2 separate regions of the Homo sapiens genome follow, and region 2 is linked to region 1. The links are chromatin loops, found by intact Hi-C in ENCODE. Cell type or tissue: prostate gland. All regions are shown on one strand. Links, peaks and the distances in the headings refer to the core of each region. The heading gives the core; the rest is flanking DNA. Region 1 has its middle 10 kb from the start of FLNB. Region 2 overlaps SLMAP (sarcolemma associated protein).

The links. A loop is a pair of places that touch in the nucleus more often than their neighbours do. Peaks named below come from ENCODE experiments on the same cell type or tissue, not always from the same donor. Only the 100,000 strongest peaks of a DNase experiment are listed, where the experiment ranks them.
Region 2: a loop joins it to region 1, with 4 times the contacts of the local background. A loop is called at or near these places in 12 of 110 quality-filtered maps.

Annotation. Positions count from the first base shown.
Region 1 is chr3:57,995,573-58,000,953 of GRCh38, forward strand. No RefSeq gene overlaps it. Among named protein-coding and RNA genes, the nearest start is that of FLNB, 10 kb to the right of the region's middle. RefSeq lists an enhancer at 2,245-2,820. In prostate gland, for the core only: no CTCF peak of the experiment used is centred there; a DNase peak (open chromatin) is centred at 3,239; H3K27ac peaks cover 2,389 bases.
Region 2 is chr3:57,862,485-57,867,865 of GRCh38, forward strand. It overlaps SLMAP (sarcolemma associated protein), which reads left to right. Exons shown (of 25, transcript NM_001377540.1): 11 at 2,064-2,232; 12 at 2,323-2,373; 13 at 2,758-2,808. Among named protein-coding and RNA genes, the nearest start is that of SLMAP, 110 kb to the left of the region's middle. In prostate gland, for the core only: a CTCF peak has its summit at 2,560 (motif pointing right); a DNase peak (open chromatin) is centred at 2,548.

The sequences.
Region 1 (5,381 bases), core at 190-5,189:
TTGCAGTGAGACAAGATCGAGCCACTGCACTCCAGCCTGGGCGACAGAGTGAAACTGTCTTGAAAAAAAAAAAGTAAAACTTATCATTTTACCTCATCATGATTGCCTTGGCCCACTGCTATAAATCCTTTCAGGGTTTATTTTTTTTCTTATCCATGTACAGAACTGGACTGAGACATATAGGTGCCCTGGGCAGCCTAAAAAGTTGGCATCCCCTCAACCTGATATTTGTAAGATAGTTTTTCAAAATGTATTTAGGCAGAATGTGGAGAAACCAATTTTCTGTTAATGAAAAATAACATTCCTCTTTCTTTTCAAAATAAAGGATTTATTACAGGCACAGAATGTAAGCTGGCCTTTTGACTTATTTGGAATTGTCTTGGAATTGTAGTTCTCCAAGCCAGTCAGCTTTTTGGAGCTGCCTTTTTTTTTTTTTTTTTTGAGAAGGAGTTTCACTCTTGTTGCCCAGGCTGGAGTGCAATGGCACGATCTCAGTTTACTGCAACCTCTGCCTCCTGGGTTCAAGCGATTCTCCTGACTCAGCCTCCCGAGTAGCTGGGATTACAGGCATGCCACCACACCCAGCTAATTTTGTATTATTAGTAGAGACAGGGTTTCTCCATGTTGGTCAGGCTGGTCTTGAACTCCCAACCTCAGGTGATCCACCTTCCTCGGCCTCCCAAAGTGCTAGGATTACAGGCATGAGCCACAGCACCCGGCGGAGCTGTCCTAAAGGGAATAGGATCAGGAGCTGCGCTAACAAATCACTAGGTCTTGGGCGCAGCATGCAGCCTGGACCAAAGACTAAACTGACGTGACCTGACAAGTCCTGAGAGAATCTGTAGCTGGACTCTAGTGCTGGGGAGGAGGGTGTTTTCGTTTCCCCCAGTGGGTGCTATATACCTCTGATCACCGGGGGTTACAGGTCCACCTCATGTGGAAACCTGAGTTACCTGGCACCGTGTTTCCATTTCTTTCAGTCCTGTTTTGGCTCCCCTCCTAGACTGGTTCCCTGGGAGGCTGCCCGGCTGATGAGCAACTTAATCCATACATACATTAACATACATTAATCCATACATTAACATATATTAGTGCTTTTTTTTTTTTTTTATTTACAGACAGAATCTCACTATGTTGCCCATGCTGGTCTTAAACTTCTGGGCTCCAGTGATCCTCCTACCTCAGCCTCTCAGCCTTCCAAGTAGTTGTAGAGATGGGGGTCTTGCTATGTTGCCCAGGCTGGTCTCAAACTCCTGGGCTGAAACAATCCTCCTGCCTCAGCCTCCCAAAGCACTGGATTATAGGTGTGAGCCACCACACTTGGCTGTTAGTGCTTTTTAAATTGTTTTAACTTTACTTTTAATTTTTCTGAGACAGGATCTGGCTCTGTCACCCAGTCTGGAATGCAGTGGTTTCATCTCAGCTCACTGCAATCTCCACGTCCTATGCTCAAGCCATCTTCCCACCTCAGCCTCCTGAGTAGCAGGGGCTACAAGTGCACACCACCATGCCCTGTACTTTTTGTAGAGATGGGATTTTGCTATATTGTCCAGGCTGGCCTCGAACTCCTGAGCTCAAACAATCTGCCCACCTCTGCCTCCCAAAGTGCTGGGATTACAGTTGTGAGCCACTGCACCCAACTGCTATTTTTGTTTCTAAAATGTGCACACAAATTAAATCATACAAATTCATGCTGGTCTGTAACTTGCTTCTCCCCTCCTCCTGCTTTACAATAAATATTCAGATAAGCCTATATAGATCCATTACATTCTTTTAAGAAGTACAGCTGAGTGCAGTGGTTCATCCCTGTAATCTCAGCACTTTGGGAGACCAAGGTGGGAGGATCACTTGAACCCAGGAGTTGGAGACCAGCCTAGGTGACATAATAAGACCCCATCTCTAAAAAAAAAAAAAAAAAAAAATTATTTTAAAAGTGCCAAAGTAGCCCATCTGATGGATGTACTGTAATGCAGCTCCTTTCAAACTTGAATGAGCACATGGATCACCTTAGGGGTCTTGTTAAACTGCAGCCCCTGATTCAGTGGGTCTGGGTGGCACCTGAGATTCTGCACACTCCCAGGTGACGTCCAGGCTGCTAGTGGGACCACATTTTTTTTTTTTGAGACAGAGTCTTGCTCTGTCACCCAGGCTGGAGTACAGTGGTGCTATCTTGGCTCAGTGCAACCTCTGCCCCAGATTCAAGCAATTCTCCTGTCTCAGCCTCCCGAACAGCTGGGATTACAGGCATCTGCCATCATGCTCAGCTAATTTTTGTATTTTTAGTAGAGGCGGGTTTCACCATGTTGGCCAGGCTGGTCTTGAGCTCCTGACCTCAAGTGATCCGCCTACCTCAGCCTCCCAAAGTGCGGGGATTACAGGTGTGAGTCACCTCGCCCGGCCCTAGTGGGACCACATGTTATCAGTCCACTAGTGAGGGATATTTAGCTTGCTGTAAAAAGTGCTGCAATAAACTTCCTTGAAGATACATTCTGGAGTGCTACAGAATAGGTTTTGGAGTTAGAAAGCAAAAGGGTGGCTGGGCGTGGTGGCTCATGCCTATAATCCCAGCACTTTGGGAGGCCGAGGCGGGTGGATCACTTGAGGCCAGGAGTTCCAGACAAGCCTGGCCAACATGATGAAACCCTGTCTCTACTGAAAATACAAAAATTAGCCAGGTGTGATGGTGGGTGCCTGTAATCCCAGCTACTTGGGAGGCTGAGGCAGGATAATTGCTTGGACCTGCGAGGTGGAGGTTGCAGTGAGCCAAGATCGTACCACTGCACTCCAACCTGGGTGACAGAGACCCTGTCAACAAAAAAAGGAAAGAAAGAAAGAGGAAGAAAGAAGAAAGAAAAGAAGGAGAAAGAAAGAAAAGAAAGAAAGAGAAAGAGAGAAAGAAAAGAGAAAGAAAAGGAAGGAAAGAGAAAGAGAAAGAAAAGAAAAGAGAAAGGAAAAGAACGAAAAAGAAAGAAAGAGACAAAGAAAGAAAGAGAGAAAGAAAAGGAAGAAAGAAAGAAAGAAAAGCAAAAGTTGAGTTCTGATGCTGTCACTGTGTGACCTTGAGCAAGTCACTTCACCTTTCCGAGCTCTCCCCACTCCATAGCAATTCAATGAGTGATCATAAACGCCTCCACTCTTTTAGATAATAGGGATAAGAATAAACACTCTGTTCTCGGGCGCTCTGAGAATAATACTGCTAACTCTGGCTGGCGGAGGAGTAGATGAGATAAGGACAGAAAAGGGCTTTGTCAGCGTAAAGCCATTCGCAAAGGGGAAGCTCTGTTCCAGTTGGAAGGCAGACTGGCTTTGCCAGGTGAGCAGTAGCTAGACAGTTTTCTTTAGCAGAAAAGTGCTCTGTGGCATTTGTCTGCAGTTAAAACAAAATAAAACAGAGTCACACAAAAATCTTCTAAAGAAGTGAAAGTCAGACTGGGTGGAGGAAGACAGCCCACTCATTTGCAAATTGCACATGTGAGATTCTAGTGAGACTAAGGTGGGGTGTGAGGCATGCTCTGGCCATGGGTTCCACCTTGGGCTGGGAAGGGCCAGTGGGAGGAAGTTGAGGCCCTTAGCAGGCCCTGATTCCCCACCTCTGCTGAGGAACAACACGCAGATGTGGAGTGAAGGGTGGCTGCCGCCTTCATTCTCTTACCACAGAAAGGTAAGCTGTGCTTTGGGCAGTTAGGGCTGTGTGTTCTGAAGGATTGAAGAGATCTCCAAGATGCAGAGCTGGCTTCTAGAGTCGGTTAGACTAGGGTTCAAATTCAGATTCTGACACTTAATACCCACAGGAGCTTGCATAGGGGACTTTCTCTTTGAGCCTCAGTTTCCCAACTTGTGCTACAGGGATGATAATGTTAGTACAGTAGTTCTCCTTTGTCCACAGTTTCACTCTCCATGGTTTCAGTTTGCTACAGCTAACTACAATAAAAAAAACATGGAAAATTCCAGAAAGAATTCATGTTTTACATTGCACACCGTTCTGAGTAGCGTGATAAAATCTCACCCTGTCCCACCCTGTCCTGCCTGGGACGTGAATCATCCCTTTGTCCAGTGTGTACACATGCTGTCTACGCCACCTGCTCATGGTCCTCTTAGTTATCAGATTGAAAAAGCATGGGAAATATAGGATTCAGCACTGTGGGCAGCCTCACGCATTCACTGGAGGTCTTAGAACATGTGTGTCACAGATAAGGGGGGACTATTGTATCACACTCAGTAACACACACAGTATTCTTGAGATTTAAAAAAGGATGCGGTGGCTCACGTATGTAATCCCAACACATTGGGAGGCAGAGGCAGGCAGATCACTTGAGTCCAGGAGTTTGAGACCAGCCTGAGCAACATGGAAAGACCCCTATCTCTACAAAAAATACAAATATTTGGGCGTGGTGGTGATGTGCACCTGTGGTCCCAGCTACTCACAAGGCTGAGGTGGAAGGATCGCTTAAGCCTGGGAGGTCCAGGCTGCAGTGAGCTGCCATGACACCTTCGCAATCTGCCTTGGTGACGGAGTGAGACCCTGTCTCCAAAAAAAAAAAAAAAAAAAAAAAGAAAAAAGAAAAGAAAAAAGATAACCCATGTTAAGATACTTAGTGTGGCATTTCTTACATCTGTGAGGATCAAAGGAGAGACTATAGATACAATCACTTAGCCCACTGTGTGAATAAACAGACAGTAGAGAATTGCTGTCATGAAAATTGCTCTGCCCTGCCCCTTCTGATCTCCACCTTGGCTGCTGGATTAAGAGTGGGAGGGTTGGAGTGAAGGCCTGTGCCTTCTTTTTTATTTTTTGAGTCAGGGTCTCACTATGTTGCCCAGGCTGGTCTCCAACTCCTGCGCTCAAGAAATCCTTCCACCTCAGCCTCCCGAATGGCTGGGATTGCAAGGATGAGCCCCCCGGCCGGACTCCCATGCCTTCTTCAAGCAGCCTGCCTGCCAGCAGCCCCTGCCTTATCTCAGGTCAAGGCTGGCTGGTGGCGCCATTTTGAATCTGGAACTGCAAAATGCCATTATCTTTTGCTACCTGGTGGGGAAGGCCTGCCCTCTCAGCACTCCTCCTCTTCTTCCCACCTGAGTGGGCTTCCTCCCAGCACCCTACCCAGATGGTCTCAGGACCTTCACAGCCAGACTGGGGCTGGGGGGTGAGCACACCCACCTGTCTAGGGAGCTGTTGAGAAACCAGCTCCTCCTTCCTCTCAGGGTGGAGGCAAAGGAAATATGCTTCTTTATATTTTGCTTCTCTTTCTTGGTGGCAGGGTGTGGACATTGGTGTAAAATTACAACTGAGAAGGCCCCCGCCCTGGGGTGAGGACTCCTGGGGCCCCACCCTGGGGAGGACATGAATTCATTTTGCAAGTCCTGACTCTCTATCTCTATTT
Region 2 (5,381 bases), core at 223-5,222, 130 kb before region 1:
AAAATTAGCTGGGCGTGGTGACACATGCCTGTAGTCCCAGCTCCTTGGGAGTCTAAGGCAGAAGAATCACTTGAACCCAGGAGGCAGAGGTTGCAGTGAGCCAAGATTGCACCACTGCACTCCAGCCTGGCGACAGAGCAAGACTTCGTCTCACAAAAAAAAAAAAAAAAAAAAAATTCAGTTTGAAAACCACTGGTATAGATAGATATTTTGAATTGATTTGCATAGTCTCCTTGAATGTGTTAAATTATGCTGAAAGTATGAAAGCAGGATGTAGGTGGTACTACATATTAAATAAGATTTCTATAAAAAAAGATTTTAGGTATTGCTGAATAGTTATTGATGTAAAAATTTGGTAACAGTTGAAATTTATAGTGAAAATAAGGTGTCTGTATTCCATTTAGCCCAACCTCCATTACTATAGATAATTGAAAGCCTGTAAATGCTGACATAGTTCCTCTGGATGAATATGTAGTCAGTGCTTCACAATAGACATTTCTAAAATATATAACAGGAAGTAGATGAGAATCAGCAAAACCCATGATATTCAGATGTTTTAAAACCTAAAACTGCTTATCATTAGGCCATCTAAAAGGCAGGGCCCAGCTATTTAGTGCTGTGCTGGAACAAGCCCAGAGAGAATCTGGGAATGATCTCCCTTTTAGCTTTCAGGGATGCTGTTAACTCTGCTTTAGCTGCCATTCCCTCTATCTATGAGACATCTAGGATAAGGACAGATCAGATCATAGGGTAATGATAGGGTAATGTCTAGTTGGTCCTTTAGAATCTTATAACTGAGGAAAAAAAAAATCTTATAACTGTTTGTGAAGGTCCATCTTGGTTTAATTCAAACTATGGATTGAGTGCCTAGAAGATATGTGTTTGTTAGAGAAGACCAGAGCATACCTCCGTTGGTTAACCTATGATAGTTTTCAAAGTTGGTCTTGTTAAAAGGAGATTGTCATTGTCCATTTTTGTTGCTATAAAGGAATAGCTGAGCCTGGGTAATTTATAAAGATAAGAGGTTTATTTGGCTCACAGTTCTGCAGGCTGAAGCTTCAGGCTGCTTCCACTGATGGCAGAAAGCAAAGTGGAGCTGGTACGTGTTCCATGGTGAGAGAGGGTCTGGGAGAGGTGCCAGGCTCTTTTTAAAAACCAGCTTTCATAGGACTAATAGAGTGAGAATTCACTCATTACCATGAGGACAGCACCAAGCCATTCATGAGGGATCTGCTCCCATAACCCAAACACCTCTCATTAGACCCCATCTCCAACACTGAGGATCAAATTTCAACATTGAGGCTTGGGGGACGAACATCCAAACTATAGGCAGAGAGGTCTTTTTGAATAGTGATTGTACTGTCATCTCGTTACTAAATAATTTTGTTTAAAATTTCAGAATGTTAACATGATAGAACTTCAAAATTGAAATGATAGTAATTTTAGGGAAAAATCTTACTTCCCTCTTTAAAAATACGATTTTTTTTTCCACATTGACCCTTTACCTCTGTGTGTACTGAGCCTACTTGCTTCCTCCAAGTTTCTCTCTCCTGGGTGTTATGGAGGAATAACCCAATGCAGATAATTTTTGACATCAAGCCTTTGTCTTTATCATCTTTACTGGTTTAGAAATGTCAGGTTAGCCGGGCGCAGTGGCTCATGCCTGTAATCCCAGCACTTTGGGAGGCCAAGGTGGGCTGATCATCTGAGGTCAGGCGTTCGAGACCAGCCTGACCAACATGGAGAAACCCCGTCTCTTCTAAAAATACAAAATTAGCTGGGTATGGTGGCGCATGCCTGTAATCCCAGCTACTTGGGAGGCTGAGGCAGGAGAATCACTCGAACCCGGGAGGCGGAGGTTGCCTAGGCAACAAGAGTGAAACTCCATCTCAAAAAAAAAAAGAAAGAAAGAAATGTCAGGTTTACAGATAATGTTCTGTAGAACATTTCTTTTCTACAGAACAAACTTTTCTTAGAAGTTTAAGTGAATAAAGGCATTCCTGGGGCTCGCTCTTAAAACAGAGTTAGGTTTGTTAAATAACTGAATTTTCTTATTTTTCTAGGTAGCAGAGGGAAAACAAGAGGAAATCCAACAGAAGGGACAGGCTGAGAAAAAAGAATTACAACATAAAATAGATGAAATGGAAGAAAAAGAACAGGAGCTCCAGGCAAAAATAGAAGCTTTGCAAGCTGATAATGATTTCACCAATGAAAGGCTAACAGCTTTACAAGGTAAGTAGCTAATCCAGAAATTGATTTTATTTTATTTTTTTTCTTGTTATCTGTGAAATATCTTTTTTTTTTTTGGACTTTTATTTACAGTACGGTTAGAACATCTTCAGGAGAAAACTCTTAAAGAATGCAGCAGCTTGGGTAGGTGGCATCCATATTTCTTACTTAAACCTGAATTTTATCCTTAAACTTTTGACCTTGTTTACTGTCTCACACTGCATTTTTTAAGGGATGTTTTATGTATTAGGTATAAAGTATCTATATTCTTTTAGAAAATTTTCTTTAAAAATATGCTTGATTGCCACCAGTGGGCACCATTGTTTTCCTTGAGATGAGTGAAATTTCTGCTCTGAGATCTTCTACCTCGGGATATTTAAATAAGAAAAGTACATGAACAGCAGGATCCCTTTTAAAGTGTTCTATACAATCTTAATCTTAGGAATGCAGAATGCCATGGTTACACTTGAGACCACATTTAAAGTAATACTTCTTTGATCAGGCAATGATATACTGTCTTAATCCTAGGGATACAAGTTGATGACTTCTTACCTAAAATAAATGGGAGCACAGAAAAAGGTAGTGTAAAAAACTTAAATATATATATACTTTTTATGATATCATTTTAGTATTTAAGCAGGATAAGGAGTTCAGGGTTTTAAGTGTTTGGAATGAAAAGCATGCTCTCACAGATCATTGAACCCCATCATTTAAAAATCAAGCTTTCCTTTATTTTGTAAGAGTTGATGCTGTGATCAATTCTTAGATATCCCTTGTTATATGGAAATTTCAATTACTCAAATCAGAAAATTATTAAGTTCACCTTTAGCAATATATAATATAGATCTTTTTCCCCACTCTGTTTTTCGAAGAGCTGTACTACCATTTTGTTTCATCAAGTTCTGCCTCCAGTGATACTTGACCCCCATTTAAAACATTCGAGTTTATTTAACAGCTTATTGAGCCCTTGGACATATCATAGAAACTACTTTGTTTATCCATCTGTTTCATTGATCAGAGAGAACAGGGTCAGTTTTTTCTGCCATCAGAAAAATCTTTTATTAGTTGTTGGTTCTGTGACCCTTCTTTCTGGACAGCGTGGGTTCTCTCTTGCCAAAAACATATAGCCACTATTGGTTTTCCTGTCACTACACGGGGTACTTTTTACCCAGTGACCTCTATTATCCTTCAGTCTTGAAGATCCCTAGTCATTCTCCTTCTCTCCCCTTCCATCTAACATTAATTGAGCACCAACTATGTGCCAGACCCTGCGCTAGGTGCTTGGAGTACAGTAGAAATTAAACTCTTTTCTGTGTTTACCAATCTATGTGCCTTTCATCTCAGTTTTCTACAGAAGTTAGTCGAAGATATCAGAGTTGATACCCAGAACTTATTAAATATTTTTTCCCTTAGCCAGGCATTGTGGTGTGCGCCTGTAGTCCCAACTACGTGGGAGGCTGAGGTGGGAGGGTCAGCTGAGCCCAGGAGGTTGAGGCAGCAGTGAGCCATAATTGTGCCACTGCACTCCAGCCTGGGTGACGAGCAAGGCCCTGTCTTTAAAAAAGAAAAGAAAAGAAAAGAAAAGACAAAATATTTTTTCCATGTATCAAGGGATATCATAATAGTTCTTGGGCAGCAATCAAACTGGTAGAGTTAGGAGGTGGGTTTTTTGGTTCTTTTTTGGTTTGGTTTTGTTTGGTCAGGTTTTAATCAAGAGCTGGCAGTATAGGCTCAGGTAATTGTGTGTATGTTAGCTGCAAGGTCAAAACCTTATTTGCATATGTAATGAATTTTGAAACTCTCAAGAAAAATGTTCATTAATCATTGCTGTTTGACTATTCTACGTATGTTTTGTAAAATGCATTGACTTTTTAAAATTCCAATTTGATGGAATTTAAATTTGAGAATTTTTAAAGGTGTAGTTTATATTCATTGCGATCAAGCAGATCGCTTGAGCTCAGGAGTTTCAGACCAGCCTGAGCATCATGGTGAAACTTTATCTCTACAAAAAATACAAAAATTAGCCACGCATGGTGGCCACACACCTGTAATCCCAGCTACTCAGGAGGCTGAGGTGGGAGGATCACTTGAGCCCAGGAGGTCGAGGCTGCAGTGAACTGAGATCATGCCACTGCAGGCGATGGGAGTGAGACCCTGTCTCAAAAAAAAAAAAATCATGTCCGGGGCAGTGGCTCACACCTGTAATCCCAGCACTTTGGGAGGCCAAGGCGGGTGGATCACTTGAGGTCAGTAGTTGAAGACCACCAAGGTCTGGACAACTTTGTGAAACCCTGTCTCTACAAAAAATACAAAAATTAGCTGGGCGTGGTGGCACGCTACTGTAATCCCAGCTACTCTAGGAGGCTGAGGCAGGAGGATCACTTGAACCTGGGAGGCAGAGGTTGCAATGAGCCCAGATCGTGCCACTGCACCCCAACCTGGGCAACAGAGTGAGACTCTTGTCTCAAAAAACAAAACAAAACAAAACAGTCAATCAGTCATCACCCTCTTGATTTTATATTAATAATGTTAGTATTAACCCAAGCTGGGAACCTGCTATTCATTCCTTCAGTTAAGAGAATCGTTTTATGTACATGGAACCATCTTTATACTATTTAGAGTTGTAAAATTACTGATTCATTTTTTTCCAGTTCCAGTTGGTTCAGATGAAAATAATAGTAGACTGTTTTCATATTGTATTAATATAATTGTTAAAGACTCCTTGATTTTAAGAATAAATATTTTAGATACTTAAAGGTAACTCCTTGCCATAATTATTTTTTCCTTATTTGTGTGCTTGCTTTTTTGGTGGTGATATATTGAGTTACGGTATGATAGTGACTAATAGAATATTTTAAAAGAAACTAAGCAATAAATTTCTAGATGTACACGAAAACTTAGTTAAGGGTGGACTTTGGAATAAGATGCGTCACTTAATTCCATTCCAAATCACTTATAATAATGAACCAATTTTCAAGTATCCCAGTATTACCAATGTCCATACCCATATTATATAATTTTAACTAAATTATTCTTTAAATAGTAGAGAGCCAAATATAGTTGTAAGAGAATATTTTTAAATATCTGAAGATGTTAAAATTAATAATACTAATACTTTCAGTGAATCCCATTTTAAAAATTAAATATAATGT